2 separate regions of the Mus musculus genome follow, and region 1 is linked to region 2. A link is a loop called in an ENCODE intact Hi-C map of the cell type or tissue named here. Cell type or tissue: left cerebral cortex. All regions are shown on one strand. Links, peaks and the distances in the headings refer to the core of each region. The heading gives the core; the rest is flanking DNA.

What was found. A loop is a pair of places that touch in the nucleus more often than their neighbours do. Peaks named below come from ENCODE experiments on the same cell type or tissue, not always from the same donor. Only the 100,000 strongest peaks of a DNase experiment are listed, where the experiment ranks them.
Region 1: it touches region 2 in a loop (3-fold over the local background); 3 of 42 quality-filtered maps call a loop at or near these places.

Annotation. Positions count from the first base shown.
Region 1 is chr4:148,166,156-148,175,371 of GRCm38, forward strand. Fbxo2 (F-box protein 2) reads left to right here. Exons shown (of 6, transcript NM_176848.1): 6 at 1-262. Among named protein-coding and RNA genes, the nearest start is that of Fbxo2, 10 kb to the left of the region's middle. In left cerebral cortex, for the core only: CTCF peaks have their summits at 1,097 (motif pointing left), 2,325 (motif pointing right) and 4,810 (motif pointing right); DNase peaks (open chromatin) are centred at 441, 1,067, 2,323, 4,820 and 1 more place; H3K4me3 peaks cover 438 bases; H3K27ac peaks cover 1,158 bases.
Region 2 is chr4:148,334,229-148,345,015 of GRCm38, forward strand. No RefSeq gene overlaps it. Among named protein-coding and RNA genes, the nearest start is that of Disp3, 52 kb to the left of the region's middle. In left cerebral cortex, for the core only: a CTCF peak has its summit at 4,484 (motif pointing left); DNase peaks (open chromatin) are centred at 3,606 and 4,490.

The DNA of each region.
Region 1 (9,216 bases), core at 15-8,014, 170 kb before region 2:
GCCTTAATTTAGTTGGTAGCATCCTCACCTGCCTCGCCCACGCCTTGCACCTGCCTCTCTCCCGCCCCTTCCTTCAGTCTGGTCCCGAGGAAAGAAGGACATGTTGCTTTACTGTAGGATGGCTTTCATTTGCATCTCCACGGGCAGTCGCTTCTAGAATGTACGATCCGAGGGGGTATGGGGCTGCTGCTGGATCCCGCGCTCCTAGCATTGTGCCTGCCTCAAAGTGGGCACTCAATAAATATTTGTCCAAAGAACGCAACAATGGACGCACAGATGAATGGACATCTCCACCACCCCATCGTGCTCCGTCTCCCCAGGGCCCCTGGCCCGGCCTGGAAAAGTACTTGGTGGCCGTCCAGCTGCTCGGGTTTCCAGGGGCTCTTGGGTTGGTGTGGGGCCAGCTGGGCCTGGGCAGGCCAGCGGACAAAGGCTTGGATTGTGAGTCTGAGGAGGGGCTGGCTGAGCCTGGCGCCTGAGGACATCCAAGCTGCCCAGAATCCACAACAGGGCTTGGTAAAGGAGTGTGGGGTGCCTGCCCAACAGGCTCCGTTGGCCCAGTAGTTAGGCTGTGTCTTGCTGCGTTGTTCCTATCCCTCTCTGGAGCAGTTTGGCAGTGACGCCACCAGGTCTGGATAGCATTCTCTTGGGCTTAGAGATGAAGGCTGTGGAGTGGCGCGCGCACACACACACACACACACACACACGCACACACACGCACACGCGCACGCGCACACGCGCGCGCGCACACACACACGCGCGCGCGCACACACACACGCGCGTACACACACACAGAGAAGAATAATCTTGGCTACTCTTTTTATTCATCCCTGCTTTATGCTAGCCTTCCTGGCTGGGCCAGGATTGGTTTTATCTACAAGCTGCCTTTCTGTGCCATGCTTGGGGTAGGCCGTGGGGAGGGTGTGTTAGGCTGTAGGTTAGGCTACTTGCTTTCTGGCATCTCAGCTCCTTCCCAGAATGCTCCATGGCTGACTGGGGGTGAGGAGAGGTCTTGTCACTGTTGTCCTAATAGAGCCACTGTGACCCCCCCCCCCCACCCCCAGCTCTGCCTTCATCTTTTAGTCTGTGGTTTGGTGCCACCTGCTGGTGAGGTGGGACAGCCGCCTGAGCTGGGACTTGCCTTAGTTCCTTGACCCTTCTGTCTAATTGCTTCTAAGTCTCTGTCTTGGGTCTTCCGGGACTACGTGTGTGTGTGTGTGTGTGTGTGTGTGTGTGTGTGTGTGTGTGTGTGTGTGTGTGTGACCCGTTCTGGTGCCCATAAAAGAAAAAGCATCAGATCGCCTGCCTTTGGAATTCTAGGTGGTTGTGAGCCTGACATAGTGCTGGGATTTGAATGTGGCTCCTCTGGGAGAACAGCAAGTGCTCTTAACCTCCACGCCATCTCCACTCCAAACTCCCCAGCTCCCCCGTTCACCCCAGTCCTTTCTAAGGGGACTCCGAGTCTGAGGGGAGGGCAAGGTCCCACCCACCTTAATTGCTAATCATAAGAGGAGCGACTGGTGGCCTCGGGCCTAGCGTAATGGAAGGGAGCATAAACTCGTGAGCTTGGGTTGTAATGAATGTTAGGTAAGGTAGAGCTTTAGGGCAAAGGACTGCAATATGTGTGTGGAGCCTACCTGGCTCAGAAGAGGGAGCCCAGAGCACTGAGGCTGTCCTTTCAGGCCAAAAAAATTAAAAAAAAAAAATAAAAGAAAGAAAAAGGCTTCTCAAGGGTCAGGAACCCACCTAAGAGACCCAAGGAGTTGGCTGAAGTGTGGCGTGACAGTTAAATTCAGTAGTTCTGGGAGACCATCTGGTTGACAGAGACGTGGCGGTCAGGAGGTTGTGTTGCTCAGGGAGGTGAAGTGTGAGTTCTTGGGCATCCCAGTGGGTGCTTGTTGTCCACTCAGATGTGAACAGGGATTGTCACCACCCTTCCCTAACATGAAACAGAATAAGATGGCAAGTGGCACCCGGAATCAACATAGCAATACAGTCAGTCTGCATTGGGGTACTGTGATCCACGTTCATTCTTTTTTTTTTTTTTTAAGGTTTATTTATTTATTATATGTAAGTACATTGTAGCTGTCTTCAGACACTCCAGAAGAGGGAGTCAGATCTCGTTACGGATGGTTGTGAGCCACCATGTGGTTGCTGGGATTTGAACTCTGGACCTTGGAAGAGCAGTCGGGTGCTCTTACCCACTGAGCCATCTCACCAGCCCCCACGTTCATTCTTAACCCTCAACTGGGCTGAGCCCACCACCCTGGAGGCATCGAGGAGGAGCTGAGGTCAGCGTTCCTCAAGGAAAATTCCACGTGTCAGCCAGCAGGTGGCAGCCAAGGGCTCTCTCTCTCTCTTAGGGCAACAAGTTGAATATGCATTGCTACTGAATATGAGTTGAATGTGACTTCCTACTACATGTCAGGAAGAGATCACAGTTAGTCAGCCTCTGCTGGCGTTCACACTGTAGAGGGAGAAACATGACTAACAAACAATCAAATGAAGCCAGCGGCCAACATGAGGTGACACTCTCCCTACTCAGTGGGCGCCCATTAAGAACTGTGCTGGAGGCAGAGGCAGGTGGATCTCCATGAGTTTAAGACCAATGTGGTCTCTACATAGTGAGCTCTAGGCCAGCCATAGTTACACAATAAGACCCGGTCTCAAAACAAAACAAAACAAAACAGAAAACCACAACCCTCTCCCCCAGAAAACCCCAAATCAAATATAGTAGCAAGAAAGGATAAAAACTATCTTAAATATCAATTTTTATTTCTTGTATGTATATGTGTATGTGCATATGTCTCTCTGTGTGTAGCCACATGGGTGCGGATGCCCGAGGAGAGCACCCTATCCCTTGGAGTGGACGTTACCATTCGTTGTGAGCCTCCTGGTGTGGGTTCTGGAAACTGAACGAGTCCTCTGAAAAGAACAGCAAGTGCTCTTAGGTGCTGAGCCATCTCTCCAGTCCCTGTTCTCTCTCTCTCTCTCTCTCTCCCCTTCCCTCCCTCCCTCCTTCCCTCTCTCTCCCTTTCTCTTTCTTTCTTTCTTTCTTTCTTTCTTTCTTTCTTTCTTTCTTTCTTTCTTTCTTTCTTCCTTTCTTCCTTCCTTCCTTCCTTCCTTCCTTTCTTTCTTTCTTTCTTTCTTTCTTTCTTTCTTTCTTTCTTTCTTTCTTTCTTTCTTTCTTTCTTTCTTTCTTTCTTTCGAGTGAGACAAAGCATAGACAAGGCAGGCAATTTCCCTGAGGTCACACAGTCCTCTAGTCCTTCATAGAAGTGGGATTCTAGCCAGCTACTCAGGGACCTGGTCTCCACAGCAGCGCCAACAAAGGAGTACTGAGGGTGACCGGGTTGCTCGGCCAAGGGCATCAGGAAGGATCTCTGTGAAGGGACCTTTGAAGACGATGAGGAGGCCCCAGCTATACAGAGGTCTGGGACAACACCACCACACGGGCAGCCAAAGCAAAGGCCCTGGGCTGGGAATGAACCTACCTACAGCAGGAATGCAGCCAGCATGCCTGGAGCAGTGGGGACACAGCTTGCCGCTTGCCGTGAGCTTAGAGATGCAGATGCTAACCCAGAGAGTCTCCCCAGGACGCGCTGCGCACTGTGCTACATGGTGTGACATGAGCTTCCGCTAGGGACAGGAAGTTTCTGGGAACCGGGGATTAGATAGCAGCAGTTTACAGACTTGCCCGTGGAACCACATTTCCAGAGAACACTGGGTGACCGGACGGTAGCAGTGACGACGGTGTGGTCACCGCAGTGTCTTGCAGCGGCAACAGGCTCAGGCTGAGGACTCCTGTGCTGGTTTTCATTGTTAAGAGCTCACGTTCAGGCTGGGTGGTGGCGCTCGCCTTGAACCTCAGCAACACCCGGGAGGCAGAGGCAGGCAGATCGCTGTGAGTTCCGGGCCAGCCTGCTCTACAAAGCGAGCCCAGGACAGCCAGGGTTCTGTTACCCAGAGAAACCCTGTCTCCAACCCGCCTCTCCAGAAGAGCCCAGGTTCATCCTACCTGCTCACCAGCCGTTTCAGGGAGAGCTGCGTCCTCAGGCAGGGCGCCCTGCTTTGCTTGCCTTCTCCTTTTCTTCCCATCAGGACCCCCAGGCTGTGGAATGGCGCCGCCATCCCACATTCAGGGTGGATCTATCCACCTCATTTAACCCAATCAAGAAACCTCTCACAGACAAGCCCAGAGACTTGTCTCCTCCACTATTGTAGGAGCTGTTAACTAGTCATAGGTGGGAGAGGCTGGTTGCTCATGAGGATATCGGAAGTGGCTTCCAGCTCAGGGATGAGCTAAGTCATTACGGTTCAGGATCAGACATGGGATCCTACTGGAGCCAGAGCAAGGATGAGCTGGGGGCTGAAATGGACATGACATGGAAGGTGACTTCAGGGTTCTAGCATGGGTCATACCCCCAGGCAGATTGAATGAGCACCAGGGGTGCCAAGACAGTTTTAATTAAGGTGTCATAGGATGTAAATGGATTTTCTTGTATTTTCCTGGTGATTATCTCTGTTTAGCAGCTTTGTAATGGAAAGATCGCTTTTTAATTAATGTGTATGGGTGTTTTGCCTGCATGTATGTATGTCAAAGAAGACCCAAAGAGGGCATTGGATGCCCTAGAGCTGGAGTTACAGATGGTTGTGAGCCACAATGTGGATGCTGAGAACTGAACCCAGATCCTCTGGAAGAACAATCAGTGCTCTTAGTCTCAGATCTATCTTTCCAGATTCTCTTTCTTTTCTAATTTGTCTTGTAAATAGATTTGAGAAGGGAGCAAGGGGCAGTTCCTCTTGTGACCACCAGATGGCAGCATCATCAAGGCGGTTCTCAGCTTGGCGGCCTCAGACCTGAGATTTGAATCCAAAGCCCAACCAGGCTCCTTGCTGAGGGCTCAGTGCCCATCCCCAGGGTCTTTGAAGAGGCTCAGCCTTGGGGTCTCTCCATGCAACTTGTCTTTTGTTGTTTTGACACAGACTTTCAAGTATCCCAGGCTGGCCTGAGGCTGACATTGAATGTCTGCTTCTCCTGCCTCTGCTCTTTGGTCCTGGAATTGCAGGTGTGTACCACCATGCTTGGTTTAGGTTCAGGCCTGAACCTACAGGGGGTTGGAGGTGGTCTTTAGATCTGGGGTGCTCCTGCACCCCAGCAGAGCCCTGGGCCTTCTTCAAGCCCCCTCGGCTGAAGAAAGCTTAGGATACCCAGACAGATCCTATTTCATCTCCTAGTGAGTCCACTGTCCCCCCCCCCCTTCCCCCAAATTAAACCTAATCTTGTGTTGACTCTGCTGAGCAGGGAGAATAATGCAGGAGATTAAGACAAGATGGTATTCAGTCTCCTCCAACAAAAGCCAATTAATTGCTGGTAGGATTATCTCGCTGAGTTAAAGCTGCTGTCAGCTCGGCAGACAACTAGGGTGCTTCAGCTCAGGTCTGTGCTGACACAGCAGCAGGAGAGATTCAGGGAGATATTAGGAAGAACTGTCTGGGTGGGGAAGGGGGTGTGAGGATGGTGGAAGCAGCCATGCGGTGATGTGGTCAGATGGGGAGCTCTGTGGAGTCCCCCATTTCCAAATGTGTATCCTGCCTTTGCCTCCTGAGGCCAAGCCACCTGATCACCTCCATCCCAGGCCACCTGGGACCTTTCTCTGCTTTTTGGGCCACCTCCCATCAGTGAATGTGGGGTCAACCTCCTCCTCTCCCCTGACTCCCCTTCTTTCCTTTTCTTCCAGGAGTCAGGAGACACACATGTCTAGGGACAAGAACACACATTTAGTTTAGGCCTGTAATCTCAGCTACTGGGAAAGCCGAGACAAGAGAATAGAAAGTTCTAGGCCAGCCTGGGCTACAGAGTGAGTTCATCTCTAGCCTGGGCTAGAGAATGAGGGCAATTAGGCAAACTCAGTCTCAAAAATAAGAAATGAAAAGAGGACTGGTGATACAGGTCAGAGATAGAACACTTGTCCAACATATGGGGGGGGGGCTCTGGGTTTCACCCCCAGCACAGAGGGAAGAAAAGGAGTGGGGGTTTGCAAACTGACACACTAGGGTCTCCCCTGGATTTGCCGCTTCTCTTTATAGAAATAAAGGTGCAATCTGGATCCTGAGGGTCCTGCCCTGATGTTGCTCAGGCTAACCTGCCCAGGGCACACCACACACTGTGGGCTGCAGGAGGAGAATGGGGTGGGGAAGGAGCTGTCCCCACTCATGGGTTTCCCATACTACCTGTCTGAGTTGCTGTCCACTTCCCTACACAGCCCTCCCAGAGTGCTAACCTTTGTCACCCTGAGTGTACAGAAAGAAGCTGGTGTTCAAAGAGTTCCCCCTACCCCACTCCCCCTCACACTGTACCCTGTAGAGCCACAGGGGTCCAGGGCCCCCCAAGGTACATATCCTTCCCTCAGGGCTGTGGTACATTTTTTTAAAAGATTTATTTATTTATTTATTATATGTAAGTACACTGTAGCTGTCTTCAGACACTCCAGAAGAGGGAGTCAGATCTCGTTACGGATGGTTGTGAGTCACCATGTGGTTGCTGGGATATGAACTCCGGACCATTGGAAGAGCAGTCGGGTGCTCTTACCCACTGAGCCATCTCACCAGCCCGGTACATGTCTTATAGATGGATGAAGCCCTGTTTTCGGCAGATGGGAGGCTGTGGCAGACACACTGTGCTGGTCAGTGGGATGCGTGGCTCCCCTCTCCTTCCACTCTGTGGGAAGCCCAGTACCCTATCCATCGGAGAGCACAGCTTCATTGACTTTGATCTCTGAGTCATTGGTATTTTCCGAACACAACAAAAATGTCCCTGAAGTGCAGTGTGAAGTCCAGGATGTGTCGCAGCTGTGTGCCCGGTGTGCTAAGCACCGTTCATCTCTGGTTGCAATGCACTAGGTCATTCCATCTGGAGGCTCAGAGAGGGACAGCCTGGATCTGTGTCACACAGCACACAGCAGGGTGCTGGACCCTGTGGATGCCAGTCCCGCAGAGCAGGGGGGAATCGTGCAGAGCCCAAGGGGTTTCCTGAACCCAACAGTGCTTCCTACACTGGGCCTGGCCTGGGGGGATGCACCTGCACCCAAGCTCTTATTAAGCCCCTTCTGTATGCCAGACACCTTGTTATGCTTCCAGGAGACAACAGTGACCCAAAGGGGCCTCATCCTGGAAGCTCAGACAGTGTGAGAGACAGACTTTTTTTTGGAAAGGGGGAAATTGCCCACTCTGTGACTCATCACCTCTGTCATAGACAGGTGTGGAACAGTGAAGGAGCTGTGAGGGAACAGTCTCTTTAGTTTGGATGGCCAGTCAGGGAGGGCTTCCTGGAGGAGAAGGCGAGTGGACCCTTAGCCTCTGAACAGGGACAAAGAACTTCCATGTTAGGGGACATGGGCTCCCTGGCCCTTCCTGACCCATTAGTGTTCTATGGTGGGACAGGGACGCTCGTGGATTTTCTTCTGTCCTTAGATGGTGATTGAATGTGGGAGGAGATGGCTTCAGACAGTGGGCTGTGTGTGAGGAGGACAATCGAGTCCGGAGACCCTCAAAGCTTCTTAAAGACAGATACCTCAGGGAAGAAAAAAAAAAAAAAAAGGAAAACAAGAAAGAGGGAATCGGGCGGGGAAAATGATTTTCTCGCTGGCGTTTCCAGGGGAATTAAATCCTCTTGCTCGTCACCAGCGAGTGGAATAATCCAATCTATGAGGCAGAAGCCCCCTCCTATTTATTGCAGAGCCTTTGACCTAACAGTATCGGGCTGCGTTTGAAATCAGACCATCCCGGGGAGGGAGCGCCGGAGGGAGGGAGCGCCAGCCCCCGGACCAATTACTCTGCTCGCCGACACCAGAAAAATGAATTATTCCCCGAAAGCAGCCTCCTCGGCTGATGAATTCTGCACTGCAGAGCTGCGGAGTTCTCCCAAATTGAATCGAAGCTTTGAGAGATGTTTAAAACCAGGTGGAGTGTGTATTGGTGGAGAGGGGGTCCGACAGCCTTAGGGGCTTCGGCTGCTGGCAGGGGCCCAGGGAGGGAGCGAGGGATAGCCCACTTTCTTGCTGCAGCGGTCTCCTGTGCTCAGCTGGGGCGAAATGCTTTGTTCCCAGCCGGAGGCTCAGAGAGGCCAGGTTGTCTGTCTGAGGCCACACAGTGAGCAGGTAACCATGGCAACCTGGTACCTTTCCGTCCCTGTCCTCCGGGCCTTGCTAGAAACGCCTCCTCATCCCTCTCCCTCCCCGGGAAGCCCAGATTGAGCACGTTGGCTCTGAGCAAGCGCTTCCCACTCGGAATCGCTGAATCTATAAGCTGTGTGACCTGGGGCACCGAGCTCCATCTCTCTGGGCCTCGGCTTCCTGACCCCGCTCCCAGTGATGCTAAATAAAATCTTGGATTGCCACCCTGGCAGCTACAAATGACAGAAACATTTGTCACTCCAAGTGGCCAACTAAAGCAAACTTGGCATATTAGTCAGAGTCCCCTACAGGCGCAGAACTGATAGGATCGGCATCTAGAGTGAAGGGGAACGGATTAGGCTGCGTTATAAGCTGTGCTCTGGGTAGCTCAACAACTCTGCCTCCTGATTAAAAGGCCGGCCGAGAATCCGGTAGTTGTTCAGTCCACGCGGCTGGATGTCTTGGCACTTCCAATCCGATGCTGGCTCTCTGGAGGACTCTCAGAGCCCTGCTGATCATTAGTCTGCATTGAAGCCCTGAAGATGTTGACTCTAATACAGGGGAAGGAATGTCTCCACCACAGGGTAGATGAACTTGCCAGAAAGAGTGAGGGCAAGCAGGCCAAAAGCAAAGAACCCGTGTTTTTTAAGGTGGGCTGCCATCAGAAGGCATGGCCCAGATTTAGGATGGGTCTTTCTGCTTCAAATAATCTAATTAAGAAAATTCCTCACAGGAGTGCCCAGGGACTTGGGTTCGAGTTGCTCCAGAGGTAATCAGGTTGACAACCAAGGTTAGCCATCACACCTGAGTTTACATAATGAAGGTATGCTGGAATGTTTGTTTGTTTTTGTTTGTATATTTAGCTTGTGTGTGTGCACATACATGCACATGCCGGGGCATGCATGCAGGAATCAGATGGTAGCTTTCAGGAGTCAGTTCTCTGTACAGAAGCTTCCAGAATTGAACTTGGCTGGTCAGATCTGTGGGGAAAGTATACTGCTCTCTTGTCTTCTTCTACCTCCTCGTGTACAGGAGAGAACTG
Region 2 (10,787 bases), core at 1,144-9,143:
GTTTTAATTGTCCCTGAGTCTGCAGTCCTATCATTATGCCGTTCCGAATAGGACATGATGGCAGAAGCGTGGCATTGGTTTCGGTGACACGGGGAATGAGGGATAGCATGTTCCGAGCAGCTGCCTGGGGACCCCAACCCCCGCCGTCTCGCCGGGTATTTTGTCTCTTCTTGTAGCTGTTCCTAATAACTACATCAGGCCAGAAAGTGGAGTGGGAAGCTGACACCTTCCATAAAACAACTGTAGAGAGCAGGCCCTGGGGAGGCCCAGCTAACAGGCAGGAAAGAAATGAAACATGGCATGGTAACCAGCAGTGGGGCCAGACTGCTGTGTGGAACACGCACTTGCCCAGCTGGTCATGTGATGCTGTGAGGCTGGAGAGGAACAGAAGAGCAAGGGATGACATGGGCGGAGAGAACAGGAGCCAGCCCCACCCCTCCATCCTGCTCACAGGTCAGAGCATACGCCTGCACGTGTCTTGACTAAGCTCACCTTCAATATAACCACCCAATTTATGTCAGTCAAAAGCCTGGGGTGTCATTTGGAAAAGTTTCAACTGCTTGGAGAATCTGATGGAGAAAGTGTTTGGAGAATCTGATGGAGAAAGTGTTCTCTCTCCAAGAAAAAACGTGCACGAGCAAGCGTTGGGAGTTCACAGCCCAGGGTGCCTCTCTCGGTCCCTAGATAAGCTTTAGTTGAGGCTAGGATGATAGCTGTGACCATAGATATCCAGGGCTTCTCCTGGCATCTGATCCCATGATCTACAGACGGAAAGGTCTTAGAGCGAGGCCTGGGGCTACTCAAGGGAGTGGTGCAGAGTGATGTCAGTTCATTTCTAGTAGTGACACGGACAGGGGAGGCACGCCCCGCTACAGCCCCACTCTTGAGGGGTGGAGATCCCAAAATGGGGCTGTGTAGAAGAATTCCATACAATGTACTGTGTGGGAAAACCCATGTTTCTACCCAACTGCACCTTAAAATCAGCACCTTCTTATAGATACTTATAATTAAACTAATAAATTCAATATAACAAGTAAATATGTAACTCCTTCCCCCAGTGGCCTAGAAAAATACACATCCAAGTCCTCTTTAGGGAAATGGAAGATCTCTCTGTATCCCAGGATACATTTCTCAGTTTAGCCTGTGGTCTCTAGACTCAGTCGTCGCTTTGAACCTGAGGTGACACAGAGAGATAATCGTGGTTGCCTGTAGTAGAGGAGGCGGTTCCCCTCATGGTCGTGGGGGGGGGGGGGAAGCAGGGAGGAAGGGGCTAAGGAGAAGGAAGCTCTTAACAGGGCCCAGCACCAGAGATCCATTCTCTAACTAAACCCCACCTCCTTCCTTTCCTGAGCTCCCAACAGCATCAAAGAGAGATTGGTTGACTGATGAGGTCAGAGGTTTTTTTAGTTTTTGGTTTTGGCCTTTGGCTCCAGAAAGTTTAGTCCTCGGTTGGTTGGCTCTGTTGCTTTGAGGCCTGTGGCAAAACAGAACGTTACGGTGGGAGAAAGCTGCTCAAATAGCGGCAGCCTGAAAGCAAAGGAGAGGAAGAGGCCTGCACACCTTTATCCCCTTGAAGGGCACTCCCCTAATGGCCCACCTTCTCCTCAGTAGTAGTGAGCTCCTGCAGCCTCCACTGCCTCCCTGTGGTGCAGAGGTTGAAGACCAATCCTTTGACACTTGAGCCTTTGGGGAACAATAAAAATCCAAGCTATGAACCTATGTTTTCCAGACTCTCTTGCAGCTATGACTCTGGGCTCAAAAATGGTCCTGCTGACCTAGTTAGTGTTTGATGATGGACACTAAGACCTGTGATGTGGTGACAACCTAAAAGCTACTTTGAAAGGCCAGCCTAGCAGACTCAACAACACCTAGGAAGGCCACACCTGTCTGTCAAAGGCAAACAGCACAGGTGAAAAGACATTTTTTTTTTTCAGCTGGGGAGTTCTTACGGTGCAGGAAAATCAGGAAATACAGAAGATCCAGACAAGAGACAAACGACAGGAGGCAGCACAGCCTAGTGACAGTCACCAACCTGTGCTTTATGTAAATCTGGTCTTTGATCTGCCTTCCCCTGGCTGTGTGACTTTGAACAAAGTTATTAACCTCTCTGGGCCTCCATATTGTCATCTATTTAGGAATAACAGAACCTGATTCCAGTTCTATGGGATGAAATAATGAAGGCAAAGCAGTTAGCCCAGTGCATGGTAACACTTAGCAACATAAGCCGTCCTCAGCACATCAGATGAGAGATTCATAAGCTTCATCAAATGGGAGTCCTAGGGATAGCATATGTCACCCTTACAGCCTCTCTGTGAGAAAGGTAAAAGAGGCTCTGAGAGGTGAGCCTGTGGGTATTGGAGAGCAACCCAGACCCCCCTGAGCCCATGTTTGTCTCTCAGTGAGGTACACAAGGGTCTTGATGAACCTTTTTGGGAGGAGACTTACCAGGAATCTGAGGACCTAATACCCTGCCTCTCCCTACCCAACTACAAAGGGAATCCTGGCTGCACCCACTTCCTGGACTTAGGGGTCCCGGCATGGAGCCAGGACAACCATCACTGGTTGAGCACAGAGAGCAAATTTCACTTCTCAGAGCCTCTGCCCAGCCTCCTTCCGCAGGACTGTGAGCCCTGTAGTCTGGGACAGGGGACTGTCTCTTCCTGAGAGGGGACAGCAATACTCCATCCACCAGCCCCAGTAAACCAATGACCTCTGAGTGTCACATGGAATTATGGCAACTGCCAGCCGGCTAAGGACCTGCCAGGCAGGACCACGGTCTCAGCAGCTGGGGGCAGGCCCCACACTTGGCCTGTCTGAGTTTAGGGAGACAGAAGCAGATGCGTCAGGAAGCTGCAGCTTAGACCTGAGCTTACCTGGGACTGTCCCTTTCAGAGGACTCCCTCCCCCCAATTGGAGAGAGAGGGGAATCCTTTGTATATACACGCATCAGTCAGCCATTGACAGGAGACTGGACCCTACAGAGAGGTATGAGAGAGAGCCTGCAATTCTGAAGCCAAGGACAAGGCCCTGTGAGGAGGTGGAAAGGGGAGGAGGGTGTGGCTGTCAGCTGTTAGCAGCTCATGAGCCCAGCACTGGGTTGGGCATATGGTCAAGAGAAGGTGACCTGGAAGGGCGGTGCAGTACCAAGAACACCCTGTGTGACCTTGAAGAAACCTCCCTCCTCTCTGGCTCTGGGACGCCTCTCTGGAAGCCTGGGTATAGGGCCTGTGATGGGTAGGAGGAGGCCCTAAAGAGATGGGGCCTTCACTCCTAGGATCTGTGGCTGGGTGCCAGGCAGGGATTAGGTATTTTCGAGTGAAGTGCCTTGAAATAGGCGGCCACCCAATCTAATAACGTGAGTTGTTTTGGGCCAGGGTCTTCCTTAACTGTGGGGTACAGAGAAGTGGGCCAGGGCATCTTGTTGGCTTTGAAGACTAAGAGGGGATCAAGGAATGCAAGCACCTTTAGACTCTAGAGAAAGCAAAGAACCCTACTCTGCTCTAGACTCCAGAAGTGTCCAGCGCAGCCAACACCTCAACGTCAGCCCAGTGAGATCTATTCCGAATGCCACAGCCATAGATTTGTATCACGTGGAGCCTGCATCTGGGGCCTGTCCTAGTTAGCTTAACTGCAGATATGACAGGACCCTGAGTCATCTGAGAGGAAAACCTAGATCACACTGGCCTGCTGGGGACTGTCTACACTGTTAACTGATATCGGGGGAACCAGCCACTGTGAGCAACTCCATCCCTAGGTAGGTGGTCCTAAGTTATAGAAGAAAGCATCCTGAGCATGGGCCTACCCATGAGCCAGGGAGCAGGGCCAGCAGGGCCAGCAGGGCCAGCAGGCACTGATCCTCCATGGTTTCCATCCCAGTTCCTGCCTTGAGTTCTTGGCCTGACTTCCTCAGTGATGGAGTAGTATGGCCTCTGAGTTGTAAACTGAAATGGTCCCTTGCCTTCCCAAGCCGGTTTTTTTGGCCATAGTGTTTACCACAGCGGCGGAAAGGAACACATAGGACAGGACAATTTATTCTGGCAGTCACAGGAAAAGATCCCTGGCTGCTCCAAGATGCTCAGCACTGTCTAGAAACAGCTGGCAGGTCTGGATTGGTGCCAGAAGGCACAGGGACCCAAGGCCTACCTTGTCCCATAGAATTTTCCTCAGTGACGGAAAGGTCTAGACTCTATTCTGCTGACCCGGTGTGGCAGTCGAGCACTTGAGAGGGCAGTATAGAGGGAACTGTTTATTTTTTTCTTTGATTTTGATTTAAACTGAAATAAATATCCACTCATGGCCCAAGGCTCCTACTTGAGCAGAAAGTTCCACTAGTCAGCACTGGATAGAGCTCATAGCTAAGAGAGAAACTGAGCCTGCTGAGGGGTCACAGGGTCCTTGTCCTCGATGAGTCCAGATGTCTGCCTTCCCTTGGCTCTCAACATAGCTCTGCTAACTGTGTCCTCACACCCCAAGCTGCCCACTCCCCCTAGTGGTGTACTCGTGAGCACTTGGCCACTTTCAAGAGTCGAGGCACATGTCTTGGCTGGAAGGAGGCTGTGAGGGCCAACGGGCTCTGGCAACAGGTGCTGGAGTCTGCACCCTACCTATCTAGGACATGGCTGCTCTTGCCGCTGGGATCCGAATATACAGCAGCAGCCACTTGCTTTGTAGTGTCGAGCCCCTGGCCAGAAACACTTGAGGAAAATTCTGCACACCTGAGGAATGTATTCCCAGCCCGGGTGTATGTGTATGTATGTATGTATGTATGTATGTATGTATGCATGTATGTATGCATGTATGTATGTACATGCATGTATGTATGTGTTGTATGTGTATATACATGTATGTATGTATATTGTATGTGTATGTGTATGTGTGTATGTATGTGTTATATGTGTATGTATGTATGTGTGTATGTATGCATGCATGTATGTGTATATGTAGTATTGTGTGTATATGTGTGTGTATATGTGTGTGTATGTTTGTGTGTATGTGTATGTATGTATGTATGTATGTATGTGTGTGTATATATGTGTGTATGTGTATGTATGTATGTGTGTATATGTATGTGTATGTGTGTATGTATGTATGTATGTATGTATGTATGTGGAGGTCAGAGGCTGGCCCTTCTAATTTTCTAGACAGGATTTCTCCTAAACCTGGAACTTACCATTCTGGCTAGACTTGTTGGTTAGCAAGTCCTGGGGATCCACTTGTCTCTATTCCACTGACACGGATTACAGACACATATTACCATGCCCAGGTTCTTATGTGGATGCTGGGGATTTGAACTCTGGTACTTGAGCTTGCACAGAAAGCACTTTACCCATTGAGTCTTCTCCCCAGCTGCCCACCTCCTTTTACTTCTTACTTTAAGACAGGGTCTCACCAGGTTGCCTGAGTTGGATCTGGACTCTAGCACAGGCAGACCTTACACTTGTGGTCTTGCTTCAGCCTCCCATCTAACCAGGGAGACAGGTCTGCACCACCATGACTTCTTGGAGAGGAATACCCTGAGTTACTTAGAGTTTGTCTCTGCAGAGGTATCTGGGCTCCTAGGAGGCCAGACGCTTGGGGTGCTCTCAGGATGCAGCCATCGGAACATCTGAGGTTTAGGGTGTCTTTTTCTTGCTGGAGTGGTGCTAGCCCTTGGTGGATTTGTGGAGGGATGTGACCCATTCCTTAAAGGTGAGGAAAGGGTTGGTGAGATAAGCCTGATAACCTGAGGTCAATCACCAGAACCTATGTGATAGAAGGAGAAAACACATTTTTCTCAAGAGTCCACACTCAGACAAGCACACACATGCATACATATAAATCGTTTAATTTAAATATAAAGAGATGCAGGTCAGAAAACACTGCTTTCTCCTGGTCTGGCCTGGGAGAGAGCTACCGTTTCTGCCCTGTCCCCCCATGCAACAACGCTGGACCCATAGCGGTCCCCCTCTTTTCTGTTCCTGCTTTGTCCCTCCTCTCTCCCCACTCCCACCTCACACCCCTGCCAGGCTCATCAGTGGGGAGGAGAAAGCCATACCAGGTGTACTTCTGGAAAGACAAAGAGAGGTCCAAAGGGGTGTGCGTGTACAAACAGGCCAATCTCCAGAAGAGAGGAGTTGCGAGAATTACAATTGATTTTCCACCATTAACGAAGCATGAGCCCGTGTGATTGCATCTTGAAGAGATTTATAATTATTCATCGAATCTTAGAAGATAATTAAACTTCATTAAACGCAGACATGACAAGCCTTCAGAGCAAGCTGAGACCTCCACTCGGGGTTCAAGATAGGAGCAGGAAATGGGAACGGAGCGCTGTCAGGTGGGAGCTGGGGCTGGAAGAGGCTGTGGGGGCTGGGCAGGGGCTGTTTCCCCAAAGCGCAGCCACTCCTAGGCCTTGCCATCTCAGTCTTTTTGGTCTATCTCAGACACACAGACACACACTCATATACTCACACACTCACACACACACACACACACACACACACACACACACACACACACACACACACACACATCACCAGCCTCTTCCCAGCCCTTCGTATCAAAGGGTCAGAGGGCCAGGCCTGCTCAGAACCCTGGGAGGGGCTTCAAGGAAGAATGGGAAATCTTCTAGACGTGTAGACACCAGAGCAAATGAAGAGATGGGGGAATCCACAGGCTCCCCCAGGTGTGTAGATTTATGCATATGTATGCACTGTTGAGGAAAGCCATCTGCTGAGGTGGTGCACAGGGCATGCCCACAGGGCTGTGGAGTGGCCTGCTCCAAGATCACGTGGTTCAGGAGAAGACACAATGGAAAACCATGGAACTGCTGGCAGCTGCTTCCTTTATGGAGGGTAAGAAGGGATAGGATGGGAGTGAAAATCTCCCCTCAGCTCCACAGTCCATGGCTTTCAGTGTTAAACTGTAGAACAAGCCCCCACAGAGACACAACATGCCACTTTAAAATGTTTAGCTGTGTATAGCTATGATCAGCTATGTGGATGGAGAACCAGACTCTGAGCTAAGTATGTTAAGCACAAAGACATGTTTTCTGTAGGGTGTGCAAAAGTATATTCCAACATACTCTTGTGTGTGTATATGTGTGTGCTGGTCTATGTGGTTGTAGTAATTTTACCCTCTATAGGATCTCTCTATAGATCCAAAAGAGTTAGCTGCAGCCTGGAGATGGCTTCCTGGGCCGGCAACCCTACCCCCACCCTGATGCCCCCGTCATGCAGCCATTCTGAGCCACTGTTCCCAACTTTCGTAACCTCTTCTGAGCACCACTGTCATCCTTCCACCCTTCCTGGCCCCAATGCCACGCTTATACCTGGCCACAGGAGCGGATGCCACAGCCCTTCCCGACACAAACACACCTCCTTCCCTGTGCCTTGCTGCTCCCTGCCAAGGTGACAGACAGAGAATATTAATGAGGTTGCCCTCGCCTTGCCCCCTCACAGGGCTGCTTCTGGCAGGGAGGAGTCTTGCTCAGAACAGGCTGTGAGGGGGGGGTGGTGGCTCCAGAAAGGCAAAGTGCCAGGTCACTGCTGGGCTAGGTGTGACAGGGAGGTAAAGAATGAGTGGGGGTCAGTTGGGACACCATCCCTTACCAAAAAGGCTAAGCTCCCACTCCTGAACCCCATGTCCTTTAGGTCTGGTGCTATGTGACAGAGGGCAAGTCACTTAGCATCTATGTCCCTGTTCCCTCACTAGTGAGCTGGAACATTCCCTTGGTCATGATGCTGATGAGAACAGCCAAGCCACATAGAGTTCCTGGCACGGCATCAGAGCTCAGGGAATGACACGATGATAGAGATCTGTATCGTTTTAGATTCTTTTTATAAATGCCTCTCACCGGTTCACTTTCTAAGGATCCTTATCTCATGGTGAGCTCTCAACGGTAGAGACATGTCATCTGACACCATATTGATACCAAGGAAGGTTTTGTCATATGGCTAAGCTTACTAAGGATAAAGTTGATGTTGAACTAAAATGCTAATGCACAGCCATATTGTAGAGAAGTGAAGAAAGCCTTTAGAAGTCTGATAGAGCAAGAAATGAAAACTAGGTCCAGAGAAGGCATTGAGCTGGCCCTTGAGGCCAATATTCCCTGGAGACAACTGGTCAACCCACTGTGCTGGTGGATTCTTAGAGAAGCAGGAGAGAAGGGCTGAGCCTATGCAAAAATCCTCAAGTCATGCTCGGAGAAGAGCTTATCCGGGCTCTGGTGGCAAAACAGAGGGAGAGCATGCAATTGCCCTCCATGTGAACGAAAACCATGTCCTCTCCCTCATGTGGGTTTGGAGCAAGAATTCATTTTTCATGTCTGTCCTGAAAAGCTATAAGCAGCAAATTGGCCTACACGGGTAGAGGCACCTGGCAGAAACAGAAGGGGTCTCTAAAGATGCATTCTCCCAGCTGGGACCACAAGAGAGTCCCTGTAAATAAAGACAGCCGGGATGTGCTGCGACCCTTCAGAAAGAGCTGGGAAGCCTCCACTGCAGGATGGACATCGTGTGAGGAACCATGGCATAAGGCATATGTATCAGAAGAAGGCACACTATCCCACCCACGGTCACCTTTCTCCATTTTTAACATTTATTTATTTTTACTTATATGCATGGTCATGTGTGTGCTTGTTTGTGTGCACATGTTTTAGGGTGCCCTAAGAGTCTAGAAAGGGTGTCAGAGTCCCTGGAGCTAGAGTTACAGGTCATTTGATGTGGGTGCTGGAACCTAGCTTAGGTCCTGTGCAAGCACTGCAAGTTCTTTTAAACACCGAGCCATCGCTCCAGCCCAGTATACACCATTTTAATGTTTTAAAACTTAGGGGCTACAGATGTAGCTTAGTTGTAGCTTACTTGTCTGGCATGCACGAAGCACGAGTGTAACTTCAATTTTTTCAAACTCCTGTTTTTAATGATGGTTCTTAAACACTTTAACCTCCCTTGTAACCCACCACCCACCAGAGGTAGTAGAAAAGAAAGGATATATGGGGTAAGTGGGCTCATTTAGAAAGGTTCTTTAGAGCCGTTCCATCCACTTACAAAAACTTCATGGATACACCAGCGGTCCAGTTCGGTAGAGTCAAAATACCAAACACGAATCAGCAGCAGTGGCACTACCTACCAGAGACAGCCAGGCCTCAGCTTGGCTCTAGTCAGCGGGAGGGACCAGGACCAACAGGAACGCCAGAACTTCCCAGCTGTGCCTCTCTCAGCAGAGCGAAGATTAAGATCAGTGAAGATGCAAGACTCACAAGCGTTGTACAACTAGCTGTACCAGCAAGCCAAGCTCAGCCTCTGACACTGTCCATTGAGTTCTAGTTATATCCCCCCAGACATCACTGCGTCTTCCAAGGGTCTTGCCTCAGCACATGCGTCTGTCTCAGCTGACATCACTCTGCCAATGAGCCCAAGTCCAAGTAAGCAGCAAGAAACTGCCTCACACCACCAGAAGTTTTTTTTGTTTTGTTTTGTTTTTTTTTTTTTGGTGTGTTTCTCTCTATGGAATCCCAATAAATGGAGCTCAACTATGCAATGTAAGCTCAACTATGCAATAATACATACGTGTTGTTAGCAAAGAATCCTTCATCACATGTCCTTCCACATGCTTGCATTAGCAGAACATCCTCTCTCCTGTGTCTGCTTCAGTGAAACGTTCCTTCACATGTGTGCCCCAGCCAAACACCATCCAACTGACTTTCCAAAGAACCCTTAAGTTTCCACGTCACACCAGGTTCAATTCCCAGCACTGGCAGCATATAAGTGAGGTATTACACACCTGTAATCCCCGGAGGTGGAGGCAGGAGGATCAGAAGTTCAAGGTCACCATCAGCTACATAGAGAGTTTAGGGCCAGCCTGAGTTACGTAAGACCCTGTCTCAAAATAGAATTTAAAAAATAAATCACGAAGGCACTAAGTTCTAAAACACAAGGCCTGTCATGATGGTATACACCTATAATTCCGGCACTTAGAAGCTGAGGCACGAAGATCATAGGGTTGAGGATAACTGGGGCTATGAAAAAAAAAAAAACACTCAGAACACAAACTTTGAGCAGGAGTCAACAGAAACAACACACGCAGACCTGATCCGGCAAACACCGAAGGTCCACATGGGATAGAAAACATGTACATAATCATTTATATGTAAGCACGGGCATTAAGAGTATGACAGGGTCAGCAAGGTGGGTTTAGGAATAAAAGCATTTGCTCTGTAAGTCTGATGACATGAGTTTGATTCCGTGAACTCACAGTGGAGGGAGAGACCTGACTCCCAAAAGCTGTCTTCTGACATGCACATGTGCACAGTGGTCACAAGTGCACCTGTTACTCTCACACACAAATAATAATGATAGTAACAGTAGTGGTAATAATAACAATAATAATAGTAACAAATTTTAAAAGCGGGCCAGCAATATGGCTCAGTGGGTAAAGGTGCTTGCTGCCAAGACTGACAACCCTAATTAGACCCTCAGGACCCCTGTGGTGGGAGAAACCATCTCACTGGCTGAAGCAGTGATTTGAAAAGAGTCAAGGGCCTGGGAATAAGCAGTGTTATAGCAGAAATTCAAAGTATAGTATTAACTAGTTAGGAAATCGCCAGAAGGTGCGATATAGCCACAAAGAGAATTCATGAACTAGAAAGAAGCTAAAACCCACACTTCTCAGAAAGAAAGAAACAGATAACACAAAAGAGAGACTGGAGATAAAATATGGAGGCCTAGCGGAAGGGGGCGTTAGAACACCCAAGACAGGTTCAAGTACGGAAGAGTTGAGAGTTTTCCAGAACAGTCAAAAGCCCTCTG